2 separate regions of the Homo sapiens genome follow, and region 2 is linked to region 1. Evidence: chromatin contacts called from ENCODE Hi-C or POLR2A ChIA-PET data. All regions are on one chromosome and are shown on one strand. The core of a region is the stretch at or near the end of the contact, and the rest is flanking DNA. Distances in the headings are between cores, read along the strand shown. Region 1 overlaps PLXNA4 (plexin A4). Region 2 overlaps PLXNA4 (plexin A4).

Evidence for each region. A loop is a pair of places that touch in the nucleus more often than their neighbours do. ChIA-PET counts read pairs that join two places held with the same protein, here RNA polymerase II (POLR2A). Pooled maps may share reads with other maps.
Region 2: a map of posterior vena cava shows a loop between it and region 1 (3-fold over the local background). The contact joins two enhancer-like sites. A Hi-C loop is called at or near these places in 10 of 168 maps with a recorded cell type or tissue (CD8-positive, alpha-beta T cell, ascending aorta, cardiac septum and 6 more) and 11 of 50 pooled maps. POLR2A ChIA-PET finds 5 or more read pairs at or near these places in 1 of 52 experiments (PC-3).

The regions. Positions count from the first base shown.
Region 1 is chr7:132,397,720-132,402,163 of GRCh38, reverse strand. All of the region lies in intron 3 of PLXNA4 (plexin A4), which reads left to right. Among named protein-coding and RNA genes, the nearest start is that of PLXNA4-AS1, 48 kb to the right of the region's middle. Within about 2 kb of position 1,410, at least 3 of the 41 ENCODE cell types and tissues checked have a DNase peak (open chromatin) inside an H3K27ac peak, as active enhancers do.
Region 2 is chr7:132,462,114-132,466,595 of GRCh38, reverse strand. The region is part of intron 3 of PLXNA4 (plexin A4); the gene reads left to right. Among named protein-coding and RNA genes, the nearest start is that of PLXNA4-AS1, 110 kb to the right of the region's middle. Within about 2 kb of position 1,695, at least 4 of the 41 ENCODE cell types and tissues checked have a DNase peak (open chromatin) inside an H3K27ac peak, as active enhancers do.

The DNA of each region.
Region 1 (4,444 bases), core at 161-2,660:
AAGAGGTGTTGCATGATTACTCTAGGGACCTGCTGAGTCAAGTGCATTCGCTTTGGTATGTAGGCTTGAGATTTCCATTTTACCCTTTCCCGGGTCATTTCTGGTATTTTCTAGCACCTGGCTGGGCTCTCGACTGGGGAATCTAAGGCCAGCTGAAGTGCAGTCAGGCAAAGTGACATGAACCATGACAAGGACTGCTTACTTTTATACCCATCGATACTATATTCTGAAGCCTCTCCAGCCTCCCCCTCTTTTGCTTATCTGAGAGATGCCAAGTGCCTTCTGGGGAATTGGCTTTTTGCTGAAAATTGCTCTTGGCAATTTGCAGGGACTTAGAGCTGGTTCAGGTGTTTGAAAGATCCACTCGTCTAAGCACAGGGATAGAGCCAGTTTATTATGAAAAGTTTTATCCATCTTCACTCCTCAGCTGTCCCCAAGTTCAGTTCTTCCCCTCCTCCCCAGTATGGCCACACAATCTCTGAGCCCTTCTTTATTGGCTTAGAGGGCCCTTTCCCGTCCTCTGAATTCTCCACTTATGCCCCGTCCTGATTAAGTTCCACTTCACCATGAAGTCTTCCCTCATCCTACCGGACTTCCTCTAACCTTATGCGTCTGTTCAGCAGTTCACTGATTTGCTCCACAAGTATTCATGAAGCTTTTGGTACTGTATCACATGCTGATTGTTTCTGGATTTCATGTGTGTGTCTCACCTTCCCAACCTTCATGAGCAAAGGTTCTCAGCCTGGGCTTCACATTAGAACCACCTAGGGAGCTTTTAAAACTCTGATGCTCAGGCTGCAACCTAGTCCCATTAAATCAGACACTGGAAGCGCATTTTTTTAACTTTGCCTTTTGAGATAATCGTGAATTTGCATGCAATTGCAATAAATTGTACAGAGGGGTTCCTGTACCCTTCACTCAGTTCTCCCCTCCACGTGGCATCATTTTGCATAACTATAGTACAATATCACAAATGGAAAATTGACTGGTACAACCCACCAAGCTTATCCATTCAGATTTCACCAGTTTTTTGCATTGGCGAGTGTGTATTTAGTCTTGTGCAATTTTATCACATGTGTAGATATGTGCCAGCCAAAGGTCTCTCCCTTTTTCACAGGCCCTAGAGACCTGATCTGAGATCGTGCATGTCAGGTCGCTGGAGTCCTCTTCTGGCCTGCTTGCACAGATAGCTATTTGCAGGGCTCGGGAATGAAATTGAAAATAGACCAAACAATGTGACAGTTTTCTCCTGCTATTTTTTCTTCCACGAACAGAATGTTCAGCATTATTTTTTTCTCTTTGTGCAATATTGCAAGTGAGAAATAATCTGATTGGAATGCTGGCTTATGCTGTTTATGAGCCTGCAGTCTCCCACAAGCTGTGCGCAGGGAGCTTTCCCGAGGAGGACATCTAGGGACTTGCAAGATGAAAGGTTTGGGGAGTAGCTGTGGCCACACCCAAAACGCTGGTGAGGCTAGGAAGTAAATGCGTGGTATGCATACGGATGGTACCCCTGGAGGCTTCTCTTTCCTGGGAGTGTTCTCATGTGTTTTGCCTGAAAACTATCAAGGAGTGGCCTGGCCCATTCACACAGGGCCTGGGAAAGAAGGGTGAGCGTGTCTGAGGCTGGGGTACATTATGTCACAGATTTTGTCTGCTGAATAGCTGGGAGGAGAGACGAGCACCTTGAACTACCTGCTTGATTTTGTCAAACATATGGAATTTGAGGCCTAAGATGGACTGGCTGTAGAGAACACAAGAGTCTGGGTGACAGGTAGGAGACAGGACAAAAGGATACTCTTCTGCATCCTCCTAGGGACTCCTTCCTAATCTCAACAGAGAGGACAGGAAAATATAATTGTCAGTGTCACATGGGAACTTAGAGAAAGTGGAGTCCTTTACTTCCTGGGAGACCTTAATCTGAGGATGTTAATTCCTTTTTTTAAGAAACACGTATGGATCATTCACTCTGTGCCTGGTATGAAGCTTGGTTCTGGGGCACAAAGGTAACAAATACACAGACAGACTAGGTAGGCATTTGTCTGTTTAGATGTGGATGAATTTTATTTTATTTTTTCTCCGGGGGTAGGAGGTGGACTGGCGTGGGGTAAGGGAGGAAGTTGATTATTTTGATTTATTCCAACTTACAAATGCCCAGAAGATGTAGGTATGGGACCATCTGATCACAAAGGTCACATTCCTCCCCTTTCATGCCCATGAAAGTATTCTAGATCTCGATTGGATTGTTAGTTACACAGGTGAAGGCATTTGTCAAAAACTCATCAAAGTGTGCACTGAAGATCTGCACATTTCATTGCGTGTACATCTTACCTTAAAAAAATCACACTCCAAACAGAAATGGAAAAGAAGCAGTGAAGCCCCAGTTAAGAGCAGTCTACTTTCATCAGGAATAAAACCTGATTTTGAAATTTCATCCTAACAACATTTTCAGATGCCAGAACCCACTACATTGAATATACCTGTGGCCCTGCAGCTCTGCCCTCCAAAGCACAGATGTGTGACCTTCAGCAAACTCACTGTAGCCCTGCCCAGGTGTGCCTGCTTCTGCTTCTGGAACACTCTTCCCAGACTGCACTAGGACCAGTGTGGTCCCGCCTCCCCCATGAAGCCTCTCTTGATTTCTCCAGTCAGCCGAAGTGATCTTTCCTTTTTTTGTTTCACCTGCATTGACTGCCTTAATATAACGTGACTCTTATTATTCAGAGTCTTTCATTCACATTTACTAAATAAGCCAGCACATATAAAGAGCGTGGAACAGTGCTTGGCACAAAATAAATGCTGAAGAAGTGATCATGACTATTTTTGTTGTTGCTATGTTTTATGCTTATGATCAGTCCCTCTAAGGCCTGTGTCTTTGACTGACATACAAGCTGATATGTCTTGCAGGGACTGGGTTGTGTCCCTTTGGTGACCAGTGTGATGCTGAGCCCTTGCGCCCATTTGAATCCATTTGAATCTGCAGAACTGTGTGTAAATACTCCAGGCAAACTTGAAGCCCGTGGGTGTAATAGAGACGTGACTGAGGGAAATTCTAGCAGGGACCTCTGTACTTTAATGCAGCACCAATCAGATGGCATGGGATGGGAGGGGATGCCCAGGATTCTAAAACCCTTATCCAGCCCTGTGGTTGAGAGGCCTTGAGAAAAACCTGGTGCCAGGGCCAGCTGAGGAGTGGAGGTGGCAGCCACAAAGGCCATCTTTGTGGACAGCCTTTAGAATCTCCTGTGGGTGTCCTGAGGTGGGGTAATAAGATGCCACTTGATGACAACAGCCCTCCCTTTCAAAGTGACACTTGGCAAAGGGGCATCATGACAATGACACCTGCTCATCAGCCCTGTCCACCTCGAGCTGGCGAGGGCTGGGCCACTGTGCTCATTAGGTCGGCATCTGTCCCCACCAGCCTGCCGGCAGCTGATGCTCATTAATCCTGGAGCCCTGAGCCTATTGGGCCGAAAGAGGCTGAGCTTTTAGAGCCATTTATGGCAATGGCCTCAGTGAGTGCTGCTAGATTGATTTATAATTGGGCTGAGGGGCCTCCCTGCGTCCCTGGAGCCCAGGCTCTTAAACTGGGCCAGCCCAGGAGGGTGGTTTTGGCTCACTGGCTTCATGAAAAGGAGAAACGCAGAGCTGGGGTTCCCGTCAGACCGGGCATGGACGGCATCTCCACAGAGCTGACTCCCGCACACCCAGGGCCCTCCTGGCTTGGCTGCCTTGGATGTGTGGTTCCTTGTTGCGACACGAATAGAACCTGTGATAGTGAGGACATGGGCTATTCAGGAGAGCGGGACACTCAGCAGGGTCTTCCTGGCAGGCTTTGGGATCAGTCCTCTGAAGTCACAACAGTTTCACAGGAGAATATCAATAATGAAAATGGCAGGTTATATTTATTTTCTGCTTAGCATTGATCCAAAGGTTTCAAATGGATCATCTCATTCCATGAAGCAAGAACTATTATCAGGCGTCTATGGCAGATAAGGAAACTGAGACACCAAGGGTTCCATAACTTGCTCAGGGACACACCATGCTAGAGGCACAGCGTGGCTTTGGACTAGGTGGCTTAGCTTGGGGCTTTGGTGCCTTTGCTTTCTACTGCTCCAGGCATGGGACTTGGCATTCCCAGCCTAAGCAGTGGGTCTGATGGGTTGTCAGAGATCCTGGGAGCCTCCATAGTGAGATGGCAAAGCCTGGGGTGATGGAAGAGAAGGTGACTGGCAGTCAGGAGACTGGAATTCCAATTTCCTTCCGGTTGCTAAGCAGCTGTGTGACTTTAGGTATATCACCTTTCTCCCCTGTGCCCTTCGTCAAATAGGCATACTGTCCTTAGCTATTGCTTTTAAATAAGGATATCAACCTGAAATACATATTAAAACACTGAGAAAATAATTAATAATGATGACCATGATGGCCTTTGGCCCAGTAGGAA
Region 2 (4,482 bases), core at 446-2,945, 64 kb before region 1:
CCCAATGGGGCTCAGCGTGAAGGGGGTTTCCCCACAGCAGCTCCAGCCAACACTGACTGCAGGCTTACCAAGTGTGGATGCTGCTCTGCGTGATTTACATCTGCTAACTCTTTCAACCCTCAGAACAGCCCTACAAAGTAGATATGCTTATCGTTGCTAAGGACGCTCAAGGAAACTGAGGTCCGGACAGGATAAAGAGCTAACCCAAGGCCACATGTCTCAGGCTCTGGAGGCAGGATTTGAATGCAGGGCCTGACTCCTGGCTCCAGAGCCCATACGGGTCCTCATCATGCCCTGTTGGGCTCAGGCTGAGCTGAGTGTGGTCAGCCACAACTCCTGCCCGAGACCTACAGCCTCCAAAAAATGTCAGACATTGTCCCTCCTGCATATTTCCCCCTTTCACACTGGCCCTCTCTCTTGGATCCTTCTTGCTCTAAGATCTTTCAGAGCCAAGCAATGATAGATGACCCCTTTCTGCCTAGCTGGCTGATGGCTTCCAGCTTCTTCGTCTCTGAGGGGAGAAGCTGAGCTGAGGGGCTTCAGCTTGCTGGCCTCTTGATGTTTCCCAAGTTGAGACCAGGCCCCTGACCTGCGTGGGTACCTGGCACAGTGGCTTGTGTTGCCCATGTGCTTTTGAATCCCTTCGAAGGGAATGTTCTCTGGCTCTAAGCAGGTGTCTCTGTTTCCCTAGCCTCCTCTTTTTCTAAAAATGCGTTTTGAAAAACACAGATGGGTCTCTGTGGGCTCTTCCAGTCCCTCTCTCCTCCAGCTCTGCAGGAAAAGTGGTCTCCTCTGGGTCTTTCTGCTTTCTTTCCTTCCCACCAAACCTGCTTCCTGTCTCCCCTTCCAAGTTTGTGATAACACATTGCTCACTTGAACTCATCTGGCCCGAACTGACATTCCCAGGCCCCATGATCCTGGGATGACAGCACATGGGAGAGGACGAAGGGCTTTTTCCAAGAAACAGAAAATTCCTTGTACTTAGGTGTGGTAGCCACATGCCCAGAGAGATTTTGGATGGTGTTACTGTTGGACTACATTTTCCCACTAGGAATAAAACATGGTCGTTATTTGGATGGGTCCTTAGGTGACTTCACTCCAATCCAAGGACCAAGGTAAGGTCCCCTTTCCCTGGATTCTTATAAGCCCCAGGAACAAAGATTGTAAAACTTTTTAGAGTTTAGAGACAGAACCTTTTCTTTGTATAAAATCTTATGTGGAAGCCAAACATTAAACTGGTAAAAATCATTTCAGGTTGAGGGTGTATGTTGGTGGGTACGAAGTGGTTTCAGAGCTTCCCTCTCAGTTTTCCCAGTGTTCCCCAAAGACTCCTAGGACACCTCGGGGGAGCTCAGGGGACCCAATGCAGCACAACTAGAGGCCCCAGCCTCCACACTGCCTGGTGGGGGGGTCTAGACTGAATCGTGAAATCACCCTATCTATGGGCTGTGTGTCCAGTTGTTGGGGTGAGGTCTGGGGAGTGGGGGATGCAAGTGGTGGAGGGAATGAAAGGAGGGAGGGAAACTTCCAGTGCCTCATCATTCACCCTCCCCATAGATGGCACCTGGGCTCCCCGGGGCTGGGTCAGGCTCTGAGTGACAGCCATTGAAGAGAAGCCAGCCTCCAGGAAATTTCTCCAGCATGACTGGGCATCCTCTCTCCTAGCCAAATATATCAGAGCTTTGAGGAAAATGGGCTTCTGGCCAGGCCACACTCGTCCTTAGGAAGAGCTGTTTCCATCTGAGGAATCTTTTTGTAGACAGGTGCTGGTCCTTGAAGGGTAGGTCCGCTGAGCTTGCGCCATAGAATGCCTACACCACTGGCATCCTTTAGTCCTGCTGAGGGGAGGGACTAACTCCTGGTAATTTTCGTTTTGTTGATCAATAAAGGTTGTTGTATTGGCAAGTGCCACCTGCATCACTACTACAGATTCTTAGGGACCTACCCTCACATGTGAATCTCGGGTTACATTTTGCAAAGCCCTTTCACATATTTTGCAAAGCATTTTGACACATTTTTCACATATTCCACATATTTTGCAAAGCCCTTTCACTGTATTTCGATGCACACCCACCTGAGATGCAGGTGCTGAGAGTCTTACTTTACAGATAAGGAATCAGGTTAAAGAGGTTCCCTGACTCAGGCAAGGTCACAAAACTGGTTAGTGCCAGAGTGGAGACCCAGCAATCAACTCTTCTCATTCCAAGCCGGACGGCATCTCGCCATGCCACAGGGGCCTTCTGGTGGTATAGCTGGTGACTGAGGACAGAAGAGAAGTAAGACAATGGCAGACTCTTAATTTCTAGCAGGTTCTCTGCAGCTCCCTCCTGAATCTCCCCTAATATTCCCACTTACCTCCTCACCCTTCCCTGGTGAGACAGAGCAGGACTCTTCCAGAGCAGATTTCCATTGTTATTTTTCGCATCTCAGCACCACGTGTATTGCTATTTTTATCCTGTACTAGAAACTATTAAGTGGGGAGAAATGTTAATTGGTATTATTACAGCAAACTGTGTCCTAGTAACATTGCAATTCAGAGGTAAGCTCTCCACTCCCCTCCCCTGCCTTTTAGGCAAACATAGGAATTTTATTCATTTTGCTGACAGCCAGCCCTGGTTTCCTAGGCTGGTGTGGGGAGAAGTACTTGGGACCCTGAGATGTATTGGACAGGCTCCTGGGCCTCTGCTCTGTGGCTAGTTTATGAAGGAAGGAAGTTGGGGTGGGTGGAATAGCGATGAATTTAGTTCTGTTTTATCCACTGATGCTGGACTGGAAGGAATAAGATGTCTGCTCAGGAAGCCCTTGTGAGGGGTGGCTTGCAGCATCTTTGTGAAAGAATCAGGGGCATGTGGATTCATAGTCCAGCTGAAAGTAAGAGACAGTGGCCCTCATGGTGTGTCCCCGTAAGCCAGAGGGAAGAATGAGCAGATTAAAAAATAATAGCAGTGAAGTCCACACAAGTTCTGCCTAACTTCCAGAAGGAAGGGGACACATTATTATTAGGGATTCAACAAACGGGCTGGTTTCTAACCCTGGCAGCTTGCCTTCCCATCTATGTAACCTTAAGCAAGTCTCTTATCCTCTCTGGCATCAATTTCCTCATCTGTCAAATGGGCTAAAAATACTTACATCTCTGGGTTGTTGTGAGAATAAAGTACATTGCACAAAGCACACAGTAAGGGCTCTGGAAATTAAAGCTTAATAGTGATTTTTTTTCCTCATGTGCTCTAAGAATACTGAGGGCTGAGTGTGCACTGGTAGATGGAAAATCCAGTTTCCAACCCAGCAGCATCCACTGACTGATCAAACCTAACCTGTGCTGGATAATACCTTCCAAATCCTCTCTGGCCCTTCCTCCTCCCCTGGGAAGAACAATCAGCTTGGTTTCATGGTACCCTACAATTTTTATTTTTTATAATGTTGATTGTTTTTAAGAATTATTACAGGCTGGGCGCGATGGCTCACGCCTGTAATCCTAGCACTTTGAGAGGCTGAAGGGGGGTGGATCACTTGAGGTCAGAAGTTAGAGACCAACCTGGCCAACATGGTGAAACCCCGTTTCTACTAAAAATATAGAAGTTAGCTGGGCACGGTGTTGTGTGCCTGTAATCTCAGCTACTCGGGAGGCTGAGGCAGGAGAATCACTTGAACCTGACAGGCAGAGGTTGCAGTGAGCCAAGATTGCACCATTGTACTCCAGCCTGGGTGGAAAGAGCAAAACTCGGTCCCCCTCACAAAAAAAAAAAAAAAAAAAAAAAATTATAGAAATGTGTGTTATTTGTGGAAAATATAAAACAAGAATAAACAAGAAAAAAAATAACCTGAAATTCTATCATCTTCAAAAAATTATTAATGCTGGGCGTGGTGGCTCATGCCTGTGAATACCAAAGACTTGGGAGGTTGAGGTGGGAGGATCACCTGAGGCCAGGAATTAGAGGCCAGCCTGGGCAACATAGTGAGACCCTGTCTGTACAAAATAATAATAATTATTTTTTTTTAAATAAAAGAAGATACTTGAGTATATCCCTATGCCTTTTTCTCTATGAACCTTAAATACAGACAAAGTTGAGAGTATATATATGTACATATTATGTTTTCATCTCTACTTTTTATTGTGAACATTCCCCTGTGTGATTAAGTACCCTTCAAACATGGTTTTTAGTGGCAGCCTAATATTTCATAGCACAATCCTTGTTTTTCTGTTTTTTGTCTTTAAGCTTCCTGGTTTTCTTTTTGATGCATTTACTTCCTATTTCCTTTTTATCACTTGTTAATTATGCTATGTGGGTTGGACTTTCTCTGCTTTCCTCCCTTTTGGTGATTTGGAAAGTATTCATCCTATTTTAACCTAATAGTGGTTACCCTTAAGTTTTTGAAAGCACATTTAAACCCACATTCCCTAAAGCATCGAAGTTAAGAATTAAACAGTATGATTTTAGTCCTTCTCCTCCCCCTACTTCCAATTTTTATTAATATGATCTA